2 separate regions of the Mus musculus genome follow, and region 1 is linked to region 2. The links are chromatin loops, found by intact Hi-C in ENCODE. Cell type or tissue: left cerebral cortex. All regions are shown on one strand. Each heading gives the region's core, and the rest is flanking DNA. Links, peaks and the distances in the headings are about the cores only.

Region 1 (10,579 bases), core at 1,837-9,836, 50 kb before region 2:
CCTCTCTGACTTAGTGCTCATAACGCTGCTGTCTATTCCACAGGCTTCTGATGAAGAAGATGTGCCATCTTCAACATGCACTGTTACCAACTAGTAGGCCTCCCTCATAGTGGGCCCCACCCACCCCAACCCTAGCTCTTAAAACCAAACAGCCTCAAGTTACACTGCTGGTGTTTGGCTCCAAAATCTATTTTTACCCCTTACAGTTTCTGGTGGGGTACTTTTCCTAATGTATGTTCCCCTCTTTACAGTACAGAGCAACTGATTTTGTTGTTCCTGGGCCTGGAAAAGTAGAGATAACCTACACACCAAAAGATGGAACTCAGAAGGTGACATACATGGTACATGACTTTGAAGGTAGGTGCAGTCTGCCCTGCTTCATGTCACTGTACAGATGCCTTGGGCTACTTTGTTACAATAGATTTATTTAACTTAGCTATGGCCAAGAGGTGGTGGGTGGCGTGTGCCTTTAATCCTAGCGCCTGTGAGGCAGAGGCAGTCAGATCTCTGTGAGTTTGAGGCCTCCATGGTCTACAAACTGAGATCCAGGACAGCTACACAGAGAAACCTTGTCTCAAAAAGTGAGAAGAAAAAGGGGTGGGGGGGTAGTTATGCAATTGCCTAAAAAGCCAACCTGAATCTTCACGTTTCTGAGGAACATCCAAGTCTAAAGGGTTGGGAGGGTGGTTTTGTGGATAAAGCACTTGAGCACTTGCCGCACAAAGTTTAGGACCTGAGTTTGAATCCCCAGAGCCCACATATAGGCTAAGCACAACTGTATGCCTAATATCAGGCTGGCTACCCTGGCCCACACAGTGGTTAGCAACATTAGACCCTGTCTTAAGCAAGATGGAAGACCCACTCCTGAGGTTGTCCTGACCTCCACACATTGTTTATGCACAGATGTGTGCATGTAATCACTCATACATAACACATGAATATCATCACACATACACCAATTTATCTTAAACTGTGTCCAAAATTTTAAGCATTCACACAAACAGGAAACCCAGGGCCTCCCCAGCTTTTGCATTTTTTGCCTCCTCTAAGTGATATTGTTTTCATAGATTCTGTGTCTTCATAGATTCATAGATTCTAGTTCTACCTGTTTAGTGTTTTTCACATTCTCAGCCAAGTTAGCTTGGGGCCTTGGCATGGATTCAGGTTCTGCTTTCAGTAATAACAGAGGTCAATTAATAAAAGAGTTGTGAAACACCAGTGATTACGTGTAGTGTAATTATTTACCCCAATTAACACAGGTGTGCTCAGTATACCCCCAGTGGTTAAAATGCAAATCTTTGTCCATTATGGATACCTAAGTTTAAAATGCATGCTGGGAACTGAAGAGATCACTCACTGGGCAGGGTACTCGCCATGCAAGCAAGAGCTGAAATCCTCAGATCCCACACACAAAGCCAAGCACAAAAAGCAAATGTTGGTGATCCCAGTGCCCCTACAGGGAGATGGGAAGCAGAGACAAGAGACTTTGGAAGCTCACAAACTAGCTAACCTGATGGATGCAGTAATGAGTAACACAGGAGATCCTGCCTACAGCAACAGAAGATGAAAGCTGAGATTGTCTTCTAGCCCACATGAGTGCCCTGGTACACAGCCAACACACACACACACAAACGCACGCCGTATATATGCACAGTTAAAAAATAAAGTACAGTCAAGCAGTAGTGGCACACGCCTTTAATCCCAGCACTCTGGAGGCAGAGACAGGGGGATCTCTGTGACTTTGAGGCCAGCCTGGTCTAGAGAGCAAGTTCCAGGACAGCCAACACTACAGAGAGACTCTGTCTCAAAAAATAATAATAATAAACAAAAATAAACAAACAAATTCCATGTTGGAACATGTTAAAGTGTGTTAAGAAGAGTTCCAACTTCCTTTCACATTCTTTTCTTTTTTTTAAAGATTTATTTTATATATATGAGTACACTGTAGCTGTCTTCAGACACACCAGAAGAGGGCATCAGATTCCATTATAGATGGTTATGAGCCACCATGTGGTTGCTGGGAATTGAACTCGGGACCTCTGGAAAGGCAATCAGTGCTCTTAACTCCAGCCCCTTCTTTCCCATTCTTGATTGTACTTCTAGTTCCCAGGGGTAGTTTTCCATGTTTTGATATCTTCAGGATCTTTTGTTGTTTTTGTTTTTGAGATAGGCAATCACTGTGTAGCCCTGGCTATCATAAAATTCATTCTGTAGATCAGGCTTGCCTCAAACTTACAGAGATCTACCTACCTCTGCTTCCCATGTGCTGGGATTAAAGATGTGCACCTCTGTGCCTGCAATTTTTGGAATCTTAAAGACCATATGATTTTCTTATTGCTGTAGCCCTTCTAAAAATACATTAAAACATCCTTATCTAAAACAAATGCTTCCCCTCTGTGCCTGTGCCATAGCCTGTTCAAGTTGGTAGTTCTGGAATTTCACAGTCCTGAGCCCGTGGTGGCAGCTGAGAAATTGGTCCTTGGGTCTTTATTATACATGGTTTTAGTCTTGCTATAAATACCATCCTCCTTACCTTTCTCCTCTTTGTCCTTGGTGACCTCCTCTCCACAGAAGGTGGTGGTGTTGCCATGGGCATGTACAACCAGGATAAGTCAATTGAAGACTTTGCACACAGTTCCTTCCAAATGGCTCTGTCCAAGGGCTGGCCTTTGTATCTCAGCACCAAGAACACTATTCTGAAGAAGTATGATGGGCGTTTCAAAGACATCTTCCAGGAGATCTATGACAAGTAACTATGGCCCTTACTCCCTTTTCTGTTTTCAAGTAAGAATTGCAGGCATTTAGGATGTAGCCCCTGGGGCAGACTGAATGAGCCACAGCACTGCCCTGAAATTGGGTAATGGCAAATCTGAGATTTAGCAGGGCTGAAAGGAAACTACTCTGAGGTGCTCTTAGAAGGTAAATGTGTTCCTAAATAAGGGCCATGTGTTTTCTTTTCTTGGTAGGGACAGGGCTATTCAGTGTTTGAATAAAGTAGCCCATTTATGTTGAAAAGTGCCAATGTTTTGAAAGTGTGTGTTTCTGAAGCCCGCCCAGTTTATTTTTCTTAAGACCTTTGCTTGAATTGAAAGGTCTGCTTTAAGAGGTTCTGTTATTTGTATGTAACAGTTCTCATTTCGGCCACACAGGAGGCATGCTTGGGTCCGCTCCTAACATGGCATAACTCCCAGTTAGGGCAAGTGTTCAGATGGGAGCTGAGAAATGAAAGGAGACCTTTGCTGAAGTTTGGAGAGTCCTCTTCCTATGGCCCATCTGTTCCAAGCTTGGGCACTGTGACATTTTTAAAATAAATTGAATCACAAAATCTGATCATTATTAAAAATGTAGGAAGCAAAGAAATATGTGGGGGAATCTGTTTTTTCTCGCATAATTCTTAGACCTTCATTCGTAAGAGAGAATAGTCTTATGAGAGATGGCCACTTTGAGGGTCTAGGATAGGAATCTAAGCATTTGTCTGTCCCAAATTTGTGCTGTATCTACTAACAATAATGTTTCCTGTCCTTTTGGAGAGTTGCAAATGGTATCTCTGATAAAACTAATTCTATTTTATTCTTGTTTTCTCTTGTTCGTTTGCTTGTTTTAGGAAATACAAGTCCCAGTTTGAAGCTCAGAAGATCTGCTATGAACACAGGCTCATAGATGACATGGTGGCCCAAGCTATGAAGTCCGAGGGAGGCTTCATCTGGGCCTGTAAGAATTACGATGGGGATGTGCAGTCAGACTCAGTCGCCCAAGGTAAATATAAACAAATGGCCAGAGGACTACTTAGAGGAAGCACATGCCGGCTGGCAGCGAGGATATTCCACAAAGGGCTCTGGTGTGAGAAGGGACTTTTGTTTCTTTTTTGTTGTTGTTGTTTTTAAGACTTCATTGTGTACATTAGTGCTTTGACTGCATGTATGTCTGTGGAAGTGCCAGGTCCCCGAAAGTTGGAGCTATAAACAGTTGTGAGCTGCCATCTGGGTGCTGGGAATTGAACCGGAGTCCTTGGGAAGAGCAGCGCTCTTAGCTGTTAGTCATCTCTCCAGCCCAGCCATACAAGGGAATGTCTTAATCCTTGTCTCTTAATGAACCGTTAACAGCACAAGAGGCCTGGTGGCACTCTTAGGTGCCTAGACAAGTGAATCACACTCCTCCTAGGAAAGTAGCTTTACTCAGTCACACAGAAAGTTCTTCAGTGATTTGCCCTTCTTGGCTCCAGCCTTATCAATGGTAACACAACTCAGCCCTTTACCCCAGATGAAGTTTCAGAGCTCCCAGTGGGTAGCTAAAGCCATATCCGAACACTCAATTCCCCTATCCTCATAGCTCATGAGGCCAGGTGTGGGGGTGCACACCTTAACCAGGAGACAGAAGCAAATGGCTTTCTTTGATTTCCAAGGCCAGCATGGTCTACATAATGAGTTCGAGGACAGCCAGGGACATGTAGGAAAGTTCTGTCTGAAACAAACAAAAGAATGTAGAGAAAAACCAAAAAGAAGTTATAAAGTGAAGGACCCCAGCACCAAGGACGGGGTTCTCCAAGAGGTCATTCATCAGGCAACGAGTCCTAAGTGTGCTCCTCCTGCCAACCTTGAAGGCTGTTCTGATGCTCTATAAAACATATGCTTTGCACTTAGCTTCCAGCACAAAGGAAGTGTGCAAAGCCCAATGCTGTTTACAGAAATTTCAAGAAACGGGTGGTTTTGCCATGTAAAACTCCCTGACTTCCACACCAGATTGCCCTTTGGTTTCAGGTTTGCACAAGGGAAGTCCGAGAACCGGAATCTCCCCAGATGAGTGTTTGTGTTAGTTTCAATTATGTTTACTTTCCCACAGGAGGTACTGCTTTTGCTCTTTGAAAGTTGAGAATCTCTAATCAGTTTGAAAATCAGTAGACCAGACCAACAGAAGATAACATTAGTATCATATACAGTGGTTACACAACTTTCTGTCTCTCTAAAATCTCATGCATTTATGCTGAGTGAAACAGTCCTTTGTAGTGACACCCTGGTAGATAAAACAACAACAATAACAAACAAACAAACAAACAAACAAAAAAAAAACGGCGGACGTCATCAGAGTTCTGGGGAAGATACACAAAGCCATTCTAAAGCCTTGTGTAGCTAGGCATGTGCTGTATCGTGAACTAAATCCCCACACCCATTGTTGTTAACTGTCCTGTCGAAGTGCAATAAACACTGTCAGCCTAGGTCCTGCGCAGGCCAAAAGCCCATACATTACGAGACCTCAGAGAGCCAATCAGATTGCAAGGCAGCTTCCCTCTCCTGGAGAGGCACAACTGTTGTGTACTCAATTATGTTCTCAGTTTGACAGTGGCACCAGCTAGTGTCGTGGTAGATACATTGGGTAGGAGCCATGAAGCTACAGAGTGGAGTGGAGTGGAGCATAGATCAGACCCACAGTGAGGGACGTCGTCCCTCACCAGTCACTGCATCTGAAGCCTTGGGGGCTGCACAGGTACTGGAGAGAGCCACTGCTCCCACACAGAGGCATCTTTGCTTTTTAAATGCATTCTCTCTGTTTACCAGTTTCAACATAAGGAGCTGCTGTTAAATCAACTGAATAGATTTAGACTGGTACAGTTAGGCGGCGGGAAGAGGAATCTCAATTCCTCAGGAGCACACTGCGGACCTGTTGCCAAATAATGAGCTCTTTGGGGAGCGCATCCTTGGTGGTTAGGAGTTACCCCTTTTACTCCTTGCCAGAATACCTTGGTTCTCTTTTTACAGAGATATGACGATAGGAAAATTAAGTGACTTTCTACCTTTGTGTGAAGTTTTGTTTTGTTTTAATCACTTACAAATGCATAAAATAAGGAGGGAAAGATTGATTTCACTAAAGTCAAAGATGACAGAAACAATATGGGCTGGTAAAATGGCTCAGCACGCAAAGGCATCTACCACCAAGCATGGTGAATGGAGTTCAGGTTCCAAGATCCACACAGTGGAAGGATAAAAGTGACTCTCAAAAGTTGTCCTCTGATCTCCACACATACATGGGCTCAGATGTGACACATACACACATACCAAATACATAATAATAATAATAATAATAATAATAATAATAAACCTAATGTGGCCAAAAATAAAATAAAATAAAACAATCTTCTTGGTGTCAGACCAAAAAAAAAAAGTAGCCTGCTTATAACCTCTTTATTATAATTTATCATCAGCTTCATTAGGGGGTCATGGGAGAGTAAAGAAAATGGAAGTGCTTTGCAGTTGAGTAAAGAATGCATGAAAAGGAAAAACAGTTGCATGGACTTAAAAGTGACAGTAGGGTTTGCTGGATAGGGACTGCAGAAAAGAGCAAGGGAAAGCAAGTAGGCTGTTCCTACATCCACCCACCCACCCCATCCTGCTTTAAAGCTGCCTTTTCATCTCCATCTCAGCAAGGGTGAGTGAGCCACAGGAGGGCAGCAGATAACTCACTTCATTCTCCAGAGCCAAGGGGCATTCTGCACAGAGCTAGAGTGGGTTCTTACTTGATAGGAAGTTCTGTTCTAAGGGATATAAGTATGCAAGCACATAGTCATGATTATGTGTGTATTCCTCTAATCCCGCAGCAACTCAGCCAGGCAAGTGCTTTGATTACCTAACTTTACAGGCAGGGAAACTGAGTCATGGGAGCAATGAAGCCTCAGAAGTAGAATGGAGGATAGGTCACCCCCTAACACAAAGTAGATGCTCGGGAGAGAATAATAGCCTTTCCAGGCAGTTTGATTCAAACTCGAAGCTGGGGCCCTGCATTCTGAAGAGCATTGTGGATGCTTGTATGCACTTGTGTTCATTTTATTTATCGTAACCTGTCAACATCAAGTCGCTTACTCTCATCTCTAGAGCAGGGCTGTTCATGCAGTTGGACCCAACACTTCATGCTCTGCACTTATAGGTTATGGCTCCCTTGGCATGATGACCAGTGTGCTGATTTGTCCAGATGGTAAGACGGTAGAAGCAGAGGCTGCCCATGGCACTGTCACACGTCACTACCGCATGTACCAGAAAGGGCAAGAGACGTCCACCAACCCCATTGGTAAGATAGTATCTACTTTACTGATTTCCAGCCAGAGAACTCTTCAAAGCCAATCTCAAAGGAACTGAGACGCGTACCTTTGCTCCTCATAGACTCCTACAAAATCATTACTTTGTTTTATTTGGAGGGTGGGTGATGAGACAACGTCTATGTACCCTAGGCTAGCCTAAACCTTTTATATGTAGCATAGGCTAGCCTTAACAGTGTAGTAATCTTCCTGTTTCTGCTTCCCATGTGCTGGGTTAATGGGTGTATGCTATAATTAGGAGCGATTTTAATGTCCTTTAAAATGCAGAAGATCAATATTGTATTTTGTTGAAAAACAGAGAGGAGCATTTTCAAAAGCATTTTCCTTTACCCCAGGAGCAATGAGGTGTCACTTAAGGTCAAATAGTTAAATCTCTCTTAACAGAGCTTCAGATGAAATATTTCCAACCATCCTAAAACTCATCCATAATTCATAACCCCTAATGATGCCCATCATCTAAACAAAACCTGCCCCATCTCTAGAAAGAGTGAAACACTAGGAATCCCCATACCTGGAGTGATTTGAAATAGTGATTTCTTTGTTTGTTTTCTTTCCTTAGCTTCCATTTTTGCCTGGTCCCGAGGGTTAGCCCACAGAGCAAAGCTTGATAACAATACTGAGCTCAGCTTCTTCGCAAAGGCTTTGGAAGACGTCTGCATTGAGACCATTGAGGCTGGCTTTATGACTAAGGACTTGGCTGCTTGCATTAAAGGCTTACCCAAGTAAGTGTAAGATGCCCTGCACTCTGTGGTCAAATCACTCCTCATTGACATTATGTGAGCTGTTTGTCTTTTCTGGGGTCAGCACACACTATGTGTGTAGTGTGTGGTATCAGGTAGACCACCTATTCAGCTCTGTGAAAATCATCTTTGTACAACCACACACTTCCACATTTGTCACTGTAGCAGGAAAGTAGCCATAGATCATAAAGAAATGCATAGGTACAGTGGCGTGCCAATCAAACTCCTGTGTAGAGAACTGGGCTATAGCTAGATTTGGATTATGAGCTGGGCTCTAAATTTGCTGGTTTCTGACCTAGTGTGCAGTTGTTAAAATGAAAGAGTCCTATTTAATTTTTTTTTTTTAAATGAGAGGGCAGGAGTGATGACTTATGTTTGAGAACACTTACTGCTCTTGCAGAGGACATGAGTTGGGTTCCCAGCACCCAGGTTGAATGGCTCACAACCACCTATAAGTGTAACTGCAGGGCTTCTGACATAGGTAGCTACACTGATGTGCAAACAGACACACACAGAGAGACACAGACACGCATGTAACTTAGTTAAAATAAATCTTTAGAGAAAATTGACACTGAAGGACACTTGTTTTCTTTAACTTCCCATTGAGTAAACAGCCTAAGTATGAGTAGAAGCAATCCAGATGGGGTAGCCCCTCCCTAAAGTACCTACCAGTGTCCCTGTGGTGCCAGGACTTGTTTGAGGACCTGGGAGCCAGTGTCCTAGCTAGATCAACTGTTACTCAGAATCCACTCTCAAGGAGAAATTATAAAGTCAGCCCCAAAACCATAAACACATGACAACAAAAATGGACTCATCAGGTTATGCTTGCATGTTTGTGCCTACATATACATACGTATGTAACAATAATAAATGGGGAAGAAGACTATGGATTAGAGAGTGGAGGGGCATGGAAAGAGCTGGGACTTGAGAATGAAGAGAGGGAAGGACCAGAGGAAAGTAATGTAATTATATTTCAATTAAAATGTACAAAAGTTTAAAATTTTAAACAAAACAAACAAAAAATGAACTCTTACTTAAATGTAAATTAATACCATTTCCCCACCAGTACACCTCAGAGATCTGTTACAGTCGGTTTACTACACGTTTCTTAGATTTCCAGCAAAGATACATTTGCAACATCAGCACAGTGGTTTTGAAACCTACTCTTCGGGCATTTATTAACAAACTTTAAGTGGAATGGTTTCAGTAACATTGGCATTAGCCTGACCTAAAGCTCCTGGTAGTTCAGAGCCGTACAGCAGGGTCTCCTGTGAATGTGTGCACATGAGACCCCACTGCAGGCTACCCTGAGCACAGGCAGCACCAGGAACCTCAGTCATGGCCCACAGATTTGTAGCTTTTTAACATTAATGAGTTCTCTTCTAGAAGTGTGAGTAGCATTACTGTGATTTGTTTTTAATTACCTCCTGCCTTGTCAGAGAAAAAACTAAATTTCTTTCTTTTTTCTCCCACCAGTGTACAACGTTCTGACTACTTGAATACATTTGAGTTTATGGACAAACTTGGAGAAAACTTGAAGGCCAAATTAGCTCAGGCCAAACTTTAAGGTCAAACCTGGGCTTAGAATGAGTCTTTGCGGTAACTAGGTCCACAGGTTTACGTATTTTTTTTTTTTTTTTAGTAACACTCAAGATTAAAAACAAAAATCATTTTGTAATTTGTTTAGAAGACAAAGTTGAACTTTTATATATGTTTACAGTCTTTTTTCTTTTTCATACAGTTATTGCCACCTTAATGAATGTGGTGGGGAAATTTTTTTAATTGTATTTTATTGTGTAGTAGCAGTGTAGGAATTATGTTAGTACCTGTTCACAATTAACTGTCATGTTTTCTCATGCTCTAATGTAAATGACCAAAATCAGAAGTGCTCCAAGGGTGAACAATAGCTACAGTATGGTTCCCCATAAGGGGAAAAGAGAAACTCACTTCCCCTGTTGTCCATGAGTGTGAACACTGGGGCCTTTGTACGCAAATGTTGTACTGTGTGTGGGAGAGCTATACAGTAAGCTCACATAAGACTGGAACAGATAGGATGTGTGTAGCTAAAATGCATGGCAGACGTGTTTATAAAGAGCATGTATGTGTCCAATATACTAGTTATATTTTAAGACCACTGGAGAATTCCAAGTCTAGAATAAATGCAGACTGGAGGATTCTGCTCTTTGATTTCTCTTCTCCTGTGACCCAGCCTAAGTATTATCCTACCCCAAGCAGTACATTTCACCCATGGGCAATAATGGGAGCTGTACCGTTTGGATTTCTGCTGACCTGCTGCATTTCTTTTATATAAATGTGACTTTTTTTTCCCAGAAGTTGATATTAAACACTATTCCAGTCTAGTCCTTCTAAACTGTTAATTTTAATTAAAATGAAGTACTAATGACTCTTCTTTGAAGTGTTTATTATGTGTTTTTATTTAAAAAGTGTTTTTCATTTCTTTTCCTATTACTGTAATAAGATACCTAGATAGAAGCATTTTAAAGGAGAAAGGGTTAGTTTTGGCAACAGTTCAAGGTACACTCCCAGTGTAGCTGGGAGGTCAGGGTAGCAGGAGCTTGAAGCAGCTGGTCCTGAAGTAGAGAACAAGGAATGCATGCTAGTGCTCAGCCTAGAAACCAAGATGGCGCTTCCCCTAGCCCTTAACAGAAATCAGAGAATCCCTAGTGTATATACTTAGAGGCCATATCCCAGGTGATTCTGGGCTCTGTCAAGTTGAAAAGTAACACAGACACAG
Region 2 (10,579 bases), core at 1,213-9,212:
CCAGCTTGCTCTACAGGGTGAGTTCCAAAACAGCCAGGGCTACACAGAAAGATCCTATCTCAACAAAACAAAACAAAACAAAATTCAAAGTACATGTTTCATTGGTTCATGAAAATCAATTATATTAATCCTATTTAAAAAGTGGATAACACACAGTCATTACTTATTACTTATGAGTTAGTGTCACACCTTAGCTTGTGTCAAAAAGAACAAGAATAGGAGTTTCGAAAACAGGTCTCAGTCAGTCAGCACTTAGTGTATAGGCAAGGGGATCTGAACTTGATCCCCAACACCTACACAAAATATTGGGTGAGGTGGCACAAAGTTATAATCACAGCACTGAGGAGACAAAGATGTGGCACTGGCTGGCCAGCCAGCCTAGCCTACTTGGTGAATCCCAGGTCCCAGTGAGAGTCCCTTACTCAAAAAATCAAGGTGGGTGGCTCCAGCGGATGGCACCTGAGGTTGACCTCTGTTCTCCACATACATGTGCACAGGTGCACGCACACACTCACACATACCACCCCCAACATACACCACCCCCAACTCTTCTTCCTATTTCCCCTTAGGAGAGCACCACTTCATGTCAGACCTGCGTATCCAAACCGAAAAGAGCGAGAAGCAATGATCTTATCATCATACGCTGGAGTCTTAATGGTGAGGGGAAGCGCACTGTATCTGTGCACACTTTGTGTCTTCTAAGATCATTTGGTGCTAGTGCATGTTTACATGTTTTTAATGTCGCTTCTAAATGCCTTGGATTTACTAACAGTAAAATTTATTATTTTAAATGTATAATGAAAAATTTGACTTCCATACCCTATCGCAAAAATATTTATGGGAGATGAGAGAGGAATAAGAGGATGAGAAACAGAAGTGTCTAGAAAACGTGTTTACCCATCAATTTGGAAATTATCATCTAGTTGCTGTGCTGCTTCACACCATACTTGATCCACTGAAGCTGCAGTGACTTTGTTTTATAATAAAGAAAAGGCAGAATAGCAACACATTGTTTTTATTTCACAGAACAGTATTCCAATTGAAGAAGTCCTTAAAATTTATGGGGCCAATTCTTCTGCCAGTCCTGATTCTACCAAGGTAAGTGTGATATGGGACTGCTAGTAACAGAGATGTATATGGGCCTATATATGGTATATGCTAAGCAAGTGCTCTACCACTGACATATATTCCAAGCCACAAAACACAGATACATGCATATACCTCTTTATGTGCATGTATCTCTGTGTGTGTGTGTCTAGTCTCTGTGTGTGTGTGTGTGTGTGTGTGTGTGTGTGTGTGTGTGTGTGTGTTTGGTCTCTGTGTGTGTGTGTCTGGTCTCTGTGTGTGTGTGTCTGGTCTCTGTGTGTGTGTGTGTGTGTGTGTTTGGTCTCTGTGTGTGTGTGTGTGTCTGGTCTCTGTGTGTGTGTGTGTGTGTGTGTTTGGTCTCTGTGTGTGTGTGTCTGGTCTCTGTGTGTGTGTGTGTGTGTGTGTGTGTGTGTGTGTGTGTGTTTAGTCTCTGTGTGTGTGTGTCTGGTCTCTCTGTGTGTGTGTGTGTGTCTGGTCTCTGTGTGTGTGTGTGTGTGTGTGTGTGTGTGTGTGTGTGTGTGTGTGTGTGTGTTTAGTCTCTGTGTGTGTGTGTCTGGTCTCTGTGTGTGTGTGTGTGTGTGTGTTTGGTCTCTGTGTGTGTGTGTCTAGTCTGTGTGTGTGTGTGTGTGTGTGTTTGGTCTCTCTGTGTGTGTGTGTCTAGTCTGTGTGTGTGTGTGTGTGTGTGTGTGTCTGGTCTCTGTGTGTGTGTGTGTATGTGTGTGTGTGTGTGTGTGTGTGTGTGTGTGTGTGTTTGGTCTCTCTGTGTGTGTGTCTAGTCTCTGTGTGTGTGTGTGTGTGTGTGTGTGTGTGTGTGTGTTTGGTCTCTCTGTGTGTGTGTCTAGTCTCTGTGTGTGTGTGTGTGTGTGTGTGTGTGTGTGTGTCTGGTCTCTGTGTGTGTGTGTGTGTGTGTGTGTGTGTGTGTGTGTGTTTGGTCTCTCTGTGTGTGTGTCTAGTCTGTGTGTGTGTGTGTGTGTGTGTGTGTGTGTGTGTGTGTGTTGCTGGGGATTCTACTCAGAGTCTTGCACATGCTAAGCATCCGTTCTACCACTGAGCTACAATTCGCAGCCCCTGAATGAGATTATTTAGCATATACATTTATAATGATATATTTTCAGGCATCATATAAATAACAATTTTATGTCAAAAAGCCAAAACTGAGATATTGAGATTGCTCCACAAGTAAAGGCCCTTGTAGTCAATCTTGACTCCCAGATTTAATTTCCCAAACCCACGTAACGGAAGAAGACAGCACACTCCTGGCAGCTGCCCTCTGAGCTCCACATGAATACCTGAGCACATACAACTGCTCACCCCACCCCTGAATAAATAATTGTACTTTTAATAAAGGGAAAACACGGAAGCAACCACATCCTAATTGAGTCTCACATGCTTGTAAAATGCCCCTTTTTAAGTCGAGTAGTAAGTGCTGGTGTGTTTTGTGGAAGGCTGAGTCTGGCAGCAGAGAGCACTGGGCTGGGAGCCCAGATCCTGATGTTTCTGCGCACCGTACTGTCACACTCCGGCTTCGTAACGTGGACTAACAAGCCACACTCCTCCACTGGATTCTGTATTCTTCCATCCAGAATGAAGACCAGACCCATAAGGCTTTTGGCACACACTGTAACCCCAGCTCTTAGGCAAAGGAGGCGAGAGCATCAGGAGTTCAAGGACATCCATGGCCACATAGGAAATTCAGGCCAGCCTGGGCTACAGGAGGTTCAGTATTTGAGAAAATAAAGTACTTTGAATGTTTTTTTTTTTTTTTAATTATATGTAAGTACATTGTAGTTGTCCTCAGACACTCCAGAAGAGGGAGTCAGATCTCGTTTTGGATGGTTTTGAGCCACCATGTGGTTGCTGGGATTTGAACTCCTGACCTTCAGAAGAGCAGTCGGGTGCTCTTACCCACTGAGCCATTTCACCAGCCCTTTGAATGGTTTTTAACAGTTCCGTTTTCACACTTTTTGAGTGTGTCGACACTCAGTAAGAGTTTAAATACTGAGTATGATCCCCTTACCACTGAAAACTTCTGTGGGCCGAGTAGGTGGCTGGGGTAGGGGTGGGGTGGGGTGGAGCAGGGGTAAAGGAAGCTGAACGAGAGTACTCACCCCTGGCCTTCTGCTCACTGCCCCTTGCGAAGTCTCCCATCTGGATTTAAAAGGTAGTCAAGTGCAGAGTCAGAGCCATGAACACAACCACAGGACAAGTGCCCACCCTGCTTCTTTTACCTGTAGACAACAGTATATAAGCAACGGGTCACAACCATAAGGCAGTTTGAAAGGATTCGGAAAGAGACCAGGGAGGGCCGGTGAGATGGCTCAGTGGTTAAGAGCACTGACTGCTCTTCCGAAGGTCCTGAGTTCAAATCCCAACAACCACATGGTGGCTCACAACCACCCATAATGAGATCTGACGCACTCATCTATAATAATAGATAAACCTTTGGGCTGGAACAATCAGAAGGCTCACAGCCATCTGTACAGCTACAGCATACTCACGTACATTAAATAAATAAATAAATAAATAAATAAATAAATAAATAAATAATCTTTAAAAAAAGAAAGAAAAGAAAAAAAACAAAAAAACAAAAAGAAAGAGACCAGGGCAGGGTCAAGGCCATAGACACAGGGCAATTATTTATCTCCTGTTCTTATACCCACAGACCACAGTGTGTAGGTAATGGCTCACAACCACAAAGCAGTTTTGAAAGACTCAGAAGGAGGCCAATGCCATAGACTTAGGACAATTACTTATCCCCTGCTCTTGTCACAGCCTGCAGACTAGACTGTTCGAGCAGTGGGTCACAGCCTAAGTTCAGGTGCCTAGTTCATCCACCCCCATGGCCGAGTGTTTACTAAGTCTTACGGCTGTGGAACCAACTTTTCGGCACCTTCCGTTTGCTGAGATCCACATTGCCTCAAGTCCTGAAGGAAGGAACTACAGCTTTCTCCCTGACCACTGCATGGCTTCCTGCTCATTCCTTTGCTCTTTCACAATATGTAACTGAGTGTCACAGAGTCAGCAGTGAGCAAGTTGGGCAAGGTGCCTTGTCTTACATAGATCTTGTACTCTGTATCAAGGCTTAGCTTGGCTTAAGAGGCTAAGCAGTTTTCTGGTGTTTTTTTTTTTTTTTTTTTTTTTTTTTTTTTTTTTTTGAAATGCAAGTAAATACCACATGACCTGGTTTGATTTCTATGATTTATTTATTTATTTATTTTATTTTATGTACATTGGTGTTTTGAATGCATACATGTCTGCATGAGGGTGCCAGATTCCCTGGAACTAGAGTTACAGACCATTGTGAGCTGCCCTGTAGGTCCTGGGAATTGTCCCCATGTCTCCTGGGAAAGCACCCAGTGCTGTTAACTACTGAACCATCTCTCCAGCCCCGCTAAGCAGCGTTTGTTTTTTTAAGGTGAAGAAAGGCCCGCTTTTGTGGTGTTCTGGCTCCACACTCCCTCCACCTTGCCCAGTCTCTGCGTGTTCGCTGCTGCGTTCTCTCTGCCCGCCTGTCTCCTCTCTTCTTCACCAAATATGCCCCAGACCTGATCCCTGCTCGCTGTTTTTTTACTTCGATTTTCTCTTCTTCTAGCTTCGGGAACGTGTCAGTCACACTGGTTGGGTGTTGCATCTCAGTTCCCATGCTTCTTTCTTAAGGGGATTGCACTGTGACTTCCTGATTTGGTGGGGTCATCAGTCAGGGTTTGCAAAGGTCAATGTCAGAGCAGCTGGGCTAAGTGCCGCCTACACAACGGAGCTATAACAGGAGGCCACGTTGCTTTCGTGCTTGTCCTCCGGATCACTGGTTCAGTCACGAAAGAGCCTCTGCTCAGTGGTACATAGCCGCGATCCTCAGAATCCTACAGTTAAAAAAACGCCTCCCAGTGCTAAATGTGCCCCAGGGACAAAATCACATCTGATAGAGACTCTAAATATATAAACATTAAATAGCTAATCAAATATGTATATTATTAGCAATGCAAACGTGGCTTGTCTGGGGTAACTAATTCCCCAAATGATTATGGTTTGATGAAGCAATGCTAGCAGCCCCTCCCTCCCACCAGAGCTCCTACCCACCCCAGGCAGAGTTGCAGGCTGACTCCACCCTAAAGCTTTCTCTTCAACTTAGAAGAGGAACGAGCAGGATCTCTCAGTGGCAATGAAACATTTCAAACATTAAACTATAGGACTATTTTAAAACAGCCTTTTGGAGTTTAACATCACTTCAAAAATAATGGTTTTAATTATAAGTCAGAGTGGTTTAAAAACAATAGATGTTGCCAAAGGTTAATTACCGCTTATATCAGAATGCCCTTTGAATCCTTCGGATAAAATTTCTTCTAAGCAACAACTGAAATAGTTTCTAAGCCAGAGTTTAAAACCAAGAGGAATACAAATCAGATTGGGACGAATTTCCGGCAACTGGAAAGGACTTGTGGGAACTGTGGAAAGCTGGTGGCTTTCTCTGGGACTCTTTGCTGCCCCCTGGTGGAAGGATAGCAGCAAGTCATGTACTGTTCGCTCTCAGCAACAGGCTAAATAGCCATTTTTTTTATTAATAAGAAAATCGATTTCCAGTTTGTTTTGTTTTGTTTTCCTGCTGAAGACCCTGAACCCAGAAAAAGTTAAATTAAAGGCTTTACATAAGTACTGGCTATTTACAACTGTGCCCAGATGATAAATATAAAATGCCCAACATGATTTAAACTGAAGAAAAAGCATTAAAAAAAAAAGTGTGTGGAAGGAGATAAGGGTGCTGAACAGAGAACCCCGAGACCTCAGCTCACCTCTGTCTCTCCAAAGGTCATCCCATTTTAAAAGCCAGCTTTGAGCCTAGTGGTGCATGCATGCCTATAGTCCGAGGAGGCAGAGGCAGGTGGATCGCTGTGAGTGCCAAACCACCCTGGTATACAAAGGGAATCCAGGACATCCAGGGCTCTGCTGCACAGAGGAAAACATATCTCAAAAATCAAGAGAAAAAAAGAGCCGGCATTCACATCCATTCTCACAACCAAATATCATGCATGACTCTAGAGGCAAAGCAGACAGGGCCCAGACCCAGATCCATCCCTTCTAAGTTGGCTGCCTCCTGATATGGTCCAGGAATCTCCTTCCAAAACATATAAACACTGATCTCAGTCAGACAGGGATAGTTTACTGAGCAGACACCCCAGGACTGATTGACCAGGGCCACAAATCCAGACTCAGGAGCTGGTTGTGACATTAAGATGCTTTTTAAGCCTATAATCCACAAACATCTGCGCCAAGTTATTCCACCAATCAGGATCTAGGGATAAGGGATTTCCTTAGGAACATGTCTTTGCTGTACACTTTTCCTGCTCCTATTGGTGGGGGTATTCAGCTGTGGCAGGGGACGTGTCTAACATTCATGTCCTAACTTGTCTACCAGAATGGGTCTTGTCTAACACTTAGGTCTTAACTTGCCAATGAGGATGTTACTTATCCAGGAACATGACTCTTTCTGCCAAGTAGGATGTCAGTTCCCAGGGAGGTCTTGGGAAATTAAACTTTACTCGATCCCCTACTCAAAATGAAAGTCTTATTCCCAGTAGTTCCTTATATTGGTGCAGGTGTCTCTCTTATATTGGGTTCCATCCCAGGGCTAGTTGGTAAAAGCAACATCATAAAAGCTCATCGATAGGTGTAGGAAGTGCTGCTGAGTGGTTGGTTTGGGTCCAAACTGACTGTGGGTATTATGAAATATGATGCAGTGGCAGGCAGGGATGCTGGTAGGCCCATGCCAAGGTTTATTTGGGGGAAGGAAGGGGAGTGAGGACCTGGAGAAGGGGTAGAGACAAGCAGAGCCATGAGGGCAGAGAAGAGGGGACTGAGGAGGACAGAAAGAAAGAGAAGCCGGCTGGGAATACATGGAAACAGAGAGAAATAGAAAGAGAATGGGGGAGGGGGAGAAGTCTACTGACTTCTATTTCGACTGGTTTCCAAGTGCTCAGAACATAACAGAATATGTAATCAACTTGGGCATGAGAAAGTTTCCTAGTAACATCAGGAATATATGAGAAAGTTTCCTTATAATATTAGTAATAGCACAAAATGGCAGGTAACCGTTACCTAGTTTCCTATGTGTAAATAGGTTTGATGACACATCCCCAACCACACCAGGCTATTCTGGGGATTAATCGGGACTGTGCTCATCAATTACATGACAGCCCAGGGGAGCCTTCCATATGACTGTATTACTGCTAAGCTCGCCTTGCTGGGAACACCAGGGATAAGACAGAATGAGGGACGTGATATAACTATATTCGTTAATTTATTTTTTAATAAAAATATTAACAAAGTTAAGGGCACGTTAAAAAAAAAATTCCAGTTGCATACGTAGCAATTCCTAGCCTGTAGTGTGCATCGGTTTGTGGGGCAGGAGGGAGCAGGTGAAGACATGTCAGGGCAAGTTTCTCACTCAGCAAAGGAAAGGCTGGAGCCTGGGGCAGAAAAGAGGAAGGGGCTGTGTGCAGTAGAGGGCTGTGAGGAATGTCCTGTGCAAAGGGGGCTTCTGTGGGTCATGAGAACCAAACACAGAGCAGGGGCTGTAGATGAAGATCACGTTCACCCGCCTTTCGGCTGCCACATCGACACGGTTCACCGGGACTCGGTTGGTGAGACTGAGACACGCCAAGACACTGTAAGCAGCAGGCGCTCCGCGCACAAAACTCACACCGCTGTAATGTGGAACTGTGTCTTCCTTTCAGGTCGCCCAGGCCCTGCTGCCCCGCCGCTCCTTGCATCCTTTTGCCATGTTGACCGCACCCAGAGCAGCAGAGTGCAACCGGAGACAGAGTAAGCCTGCGCTCTTCCGGATGTAGAGAAAGTTAACCAGGAGGTGGGCCCACTCGGTCAGCTTCAATGATAGTACTGGTTAGATTTCTATCTAGTGAGATTTAAAAATAAAATAAAATTAGGCGTTCTTCATAAGTTGGCATATGCCTCCCTCTACATTTCCCTAACCAGAAAGCCTTACTACTTAGACCCTTTGGCGAGGGGGGCCAATGCAGCCCAGAAAGACAAGATCTAACACTATGGTGGACGCTGTTTTTTTTTAAGTTTTATACTCAGGCGTGGTACTGCCTATGTCTGCAGGTGTCAAGTTGAGAAGAGGCGCAACGAATAAAAATACCACCAGCAGTTCTACAAAGAAAGCAACAGGGCAGAATGGAGATCCTGTCGGGAAAGGCACCCACACCCCAGCAACAAAGTAAGACTAAACATGGATGGCCTTCCCTACATCGTACTGAAAGCTGAGTATTTGGAGTTTAAGGCTCCGGGCGTGGATACGGAGCCCATCGCTTATCAGCTGTGTGGTTTTGAACAGGCTGCTAAACCACTCTGTGCCTTAGGTTCCTCTTCTAGAAAGAAAGAAAGAAAGAAAGAAAGAAGGGAGGGAGGGAGGGAGGGAGGGAGGGAGGGAGGGAGGGAGGGAGGAAAGAGAGAAAGAAAGAAAGAAAGAAAGAAAGAAAGAAAGAAAGAAAGGAAGGAAGGAAGGAAGGAAGATAGGAAGGAAGGAAGGAAGGAAGGAAGGAAGGAAGAAAGAAAGAAAGAAAGAAAGAAAGAAAGAAAGAAAGAAAGAAAGAAAGAAAGAAAGAAAGAGAGAAAGAATAGTACCCACCTCTTAAAGTCACAGATTAATCAGGGTTATGGAACGAGTGATGAGAACAGTACTCGACATGGTGAAGCCCAAGTAGACATCAGCCGTGATGAGCTTTGAACACTTGAAAATTGCTTGTCACAAGCGAATCCGATGTTTTTCCATTTATTTAATCAAATAGGGTGGTTTGTTTTAGCATCTGCACCTAAAATGTTCCAGATGAGAATTTTGCCACAAAGAGAGAATTTTGTCTTTTTGTTTCATAGCATCTCTCCAACTCCTGTCCTTTCATCTGCCCAGCCCTTCCACTCCTCAACTGTTATGTGGAGGAATTTAGAATCAGCACAGAGACAGATGGGACTGGAGGGAAAGTAGAAGGAACCTAAAATGAAATTTCCATTCACTCAATTGCTGTGCCACGCATGTTTTCAATGTGCATCTTTAAATTAACGGAACTATACACTGCTTGAGATGTGTTTAGTCTTCAGAAACAAATGGGATGATTTGTTAGAAATATAACCAACACCACACATACACATATACACACATACATACATACATACATACACATAATACTACATGCACACACATACACACATACTCCATACACACACACACTTTTAGAAATAGAAAAGACATACAACCTCCTCACTGGGGCTGCTTAGGGACTTTCTGGATTGTCTGGTTACATCAAACCTTGACACTATTCTAAAGACAGAAAGCTGACAAAGCAGCCACCTATTGGGTTTTCTTTTGAAGACACTTGCTCCAATGAGATTTCAGGGCATAGACTTTCTCAAGCTACGTCATTGCTTCTGAACAACTGGAAAAAGTCCAGCTTTCAAATGAATCTGGAAACAGCAGGCCTTGGAAAGCAAAATAAAACAACAACCACAAACCAGTAAGACTCCTAGACACAGGTCACATGAACACCTGTGAGTGTGCACACACACCACACACAGACACACCCTGATAATCTGGACAAAATGTAATCTTACAAAGACTGATCTTAAGAACTGGTTTATAAACTCACTGAGGTTCATGCATAGCCCTGTGTAATGAGAATGTAGTTGTAAATATTTGAGTTTTAGACATCATTTGGGTGTTATGTTTTTAAAATATAATTTAACCCCATGCATTTTCTTTCACAATCACCAGTGGCTGTTGCTTCCTGGCGACAGGAGAACTTTCACTTCCTGCTTATTTCACGAGTGTGTGTGTGTGTGTGTGTGTGTGTGTGTGTGTGTGTGTGTGCGCGGGTGCGCACGCGTGTGTGCACGCACAGTGGTCTGCACGCCATGGGGACTTGTACCTACTGTTGGTAACTGAATAGTAGTAAATGGCTCTGGGGGGCTTAGTCTGACCAGCAGACCTCTTTCTAAGCACTACCCAGTTCTCCTATACTCTATCTGAGACTCAAGCCCATTTTTAAATAATCCCCTTCCAACAAGATGTCCTCCTGAAAACAGAAAGTCGGTTGGTGCTTTCTTTTTCATGCATATTATTTGTATAATTTAGGCATTTTTACAACTCCTGGGTATTTTTTTAAAACCACTTCATAAAATATAATAGTAATACATCAAAATTACAGTAGAAAAATAAAAGAATTCTCTTTTCTTTATACTCCTTTTCCATGATTTATAATTAGCAGCTGTTAACATTCCTTATGATATGTCAATATTTGTTATACATATATATGTGTGTGTACTACTTGTTATAAATGGAATAAAGTAAACATTTTATTAAATGTATATAAAGTATGCTTTTTGTTGTTTTGTTGTTTTCTTTTTAAGACAGGATTTCTCTGTGTAGCCCTGGCTGTTCTGGAACTCACTCTGTAGACCAGGCTGGCCTCAAACTTAGACACGTACC

What was found. Hi-C counts contacts between places; a loop is a spot of excess contacts. Peaks named below come from ENCODE experiments on the same cell type or tissue, not always from the same donor. Only the 100,000 strongest peaks of a DNase experiment are listed, where the experiment ranks them.
Region 1: a loop joins it to region 2, with 2.9 times the contacts of the local background. A loop is called at or near these places in 25 of 42 quality-filtered maps.

The regions. Positions count from the first base shown.
Region 1 is chr1:65,158,277-65,168,855 of GRCm38, reverse strand. It overlaps Idh1 (isocitrate dehydrogenase 1 (NADP+), soluble), which reads left to right. Exons shown (of 9, transcript NM_010497.3): 4 at 252-357; 5 at 2,572-2,749; 6 at 3,605-3,756; 7 at 6,916-7,056; 8 at 7,644-7,806; 9 at 9,301-10,240. The coding sequence ends at 9,391. Among named protein-coding and RNA genes, the nearest start is that of Idh1, 16 kb to the left of the region's middle. In left cerebral cortex, for the core only: a CTCF peak has its summit at 6,414 (motif pointing right); a DNase peak (open chromatin) is centred at 6,406.
Region 2 is chr1:65,107,200-65,117,778 of GRCm38, reverse strand. D630023F18Rik (RIKEN cDNA D630023F18 gene) reads left to right here. Exons shown (of 8, transcript NM_001285882.1): 4 at 570-657; 5 at 1,027-1,098; 6 at 7,815-7,902; 7 at 8,203-8,317. It overlaps Gm36358 (a long non-coding RNA gene), which reads right to left and starts at 5,496. Exons shown (of 3, transcript XR_373471.3): 1 at 5,382-5,496; 2 at 3,195-3,314. In left cerebral cortex, for the core only: a CTCF peak has its summit at 5,575 (motif pointing left); a DNase peak (open chromatin) is centred at 5,552; H3K4me3 peaks cover 408 bases.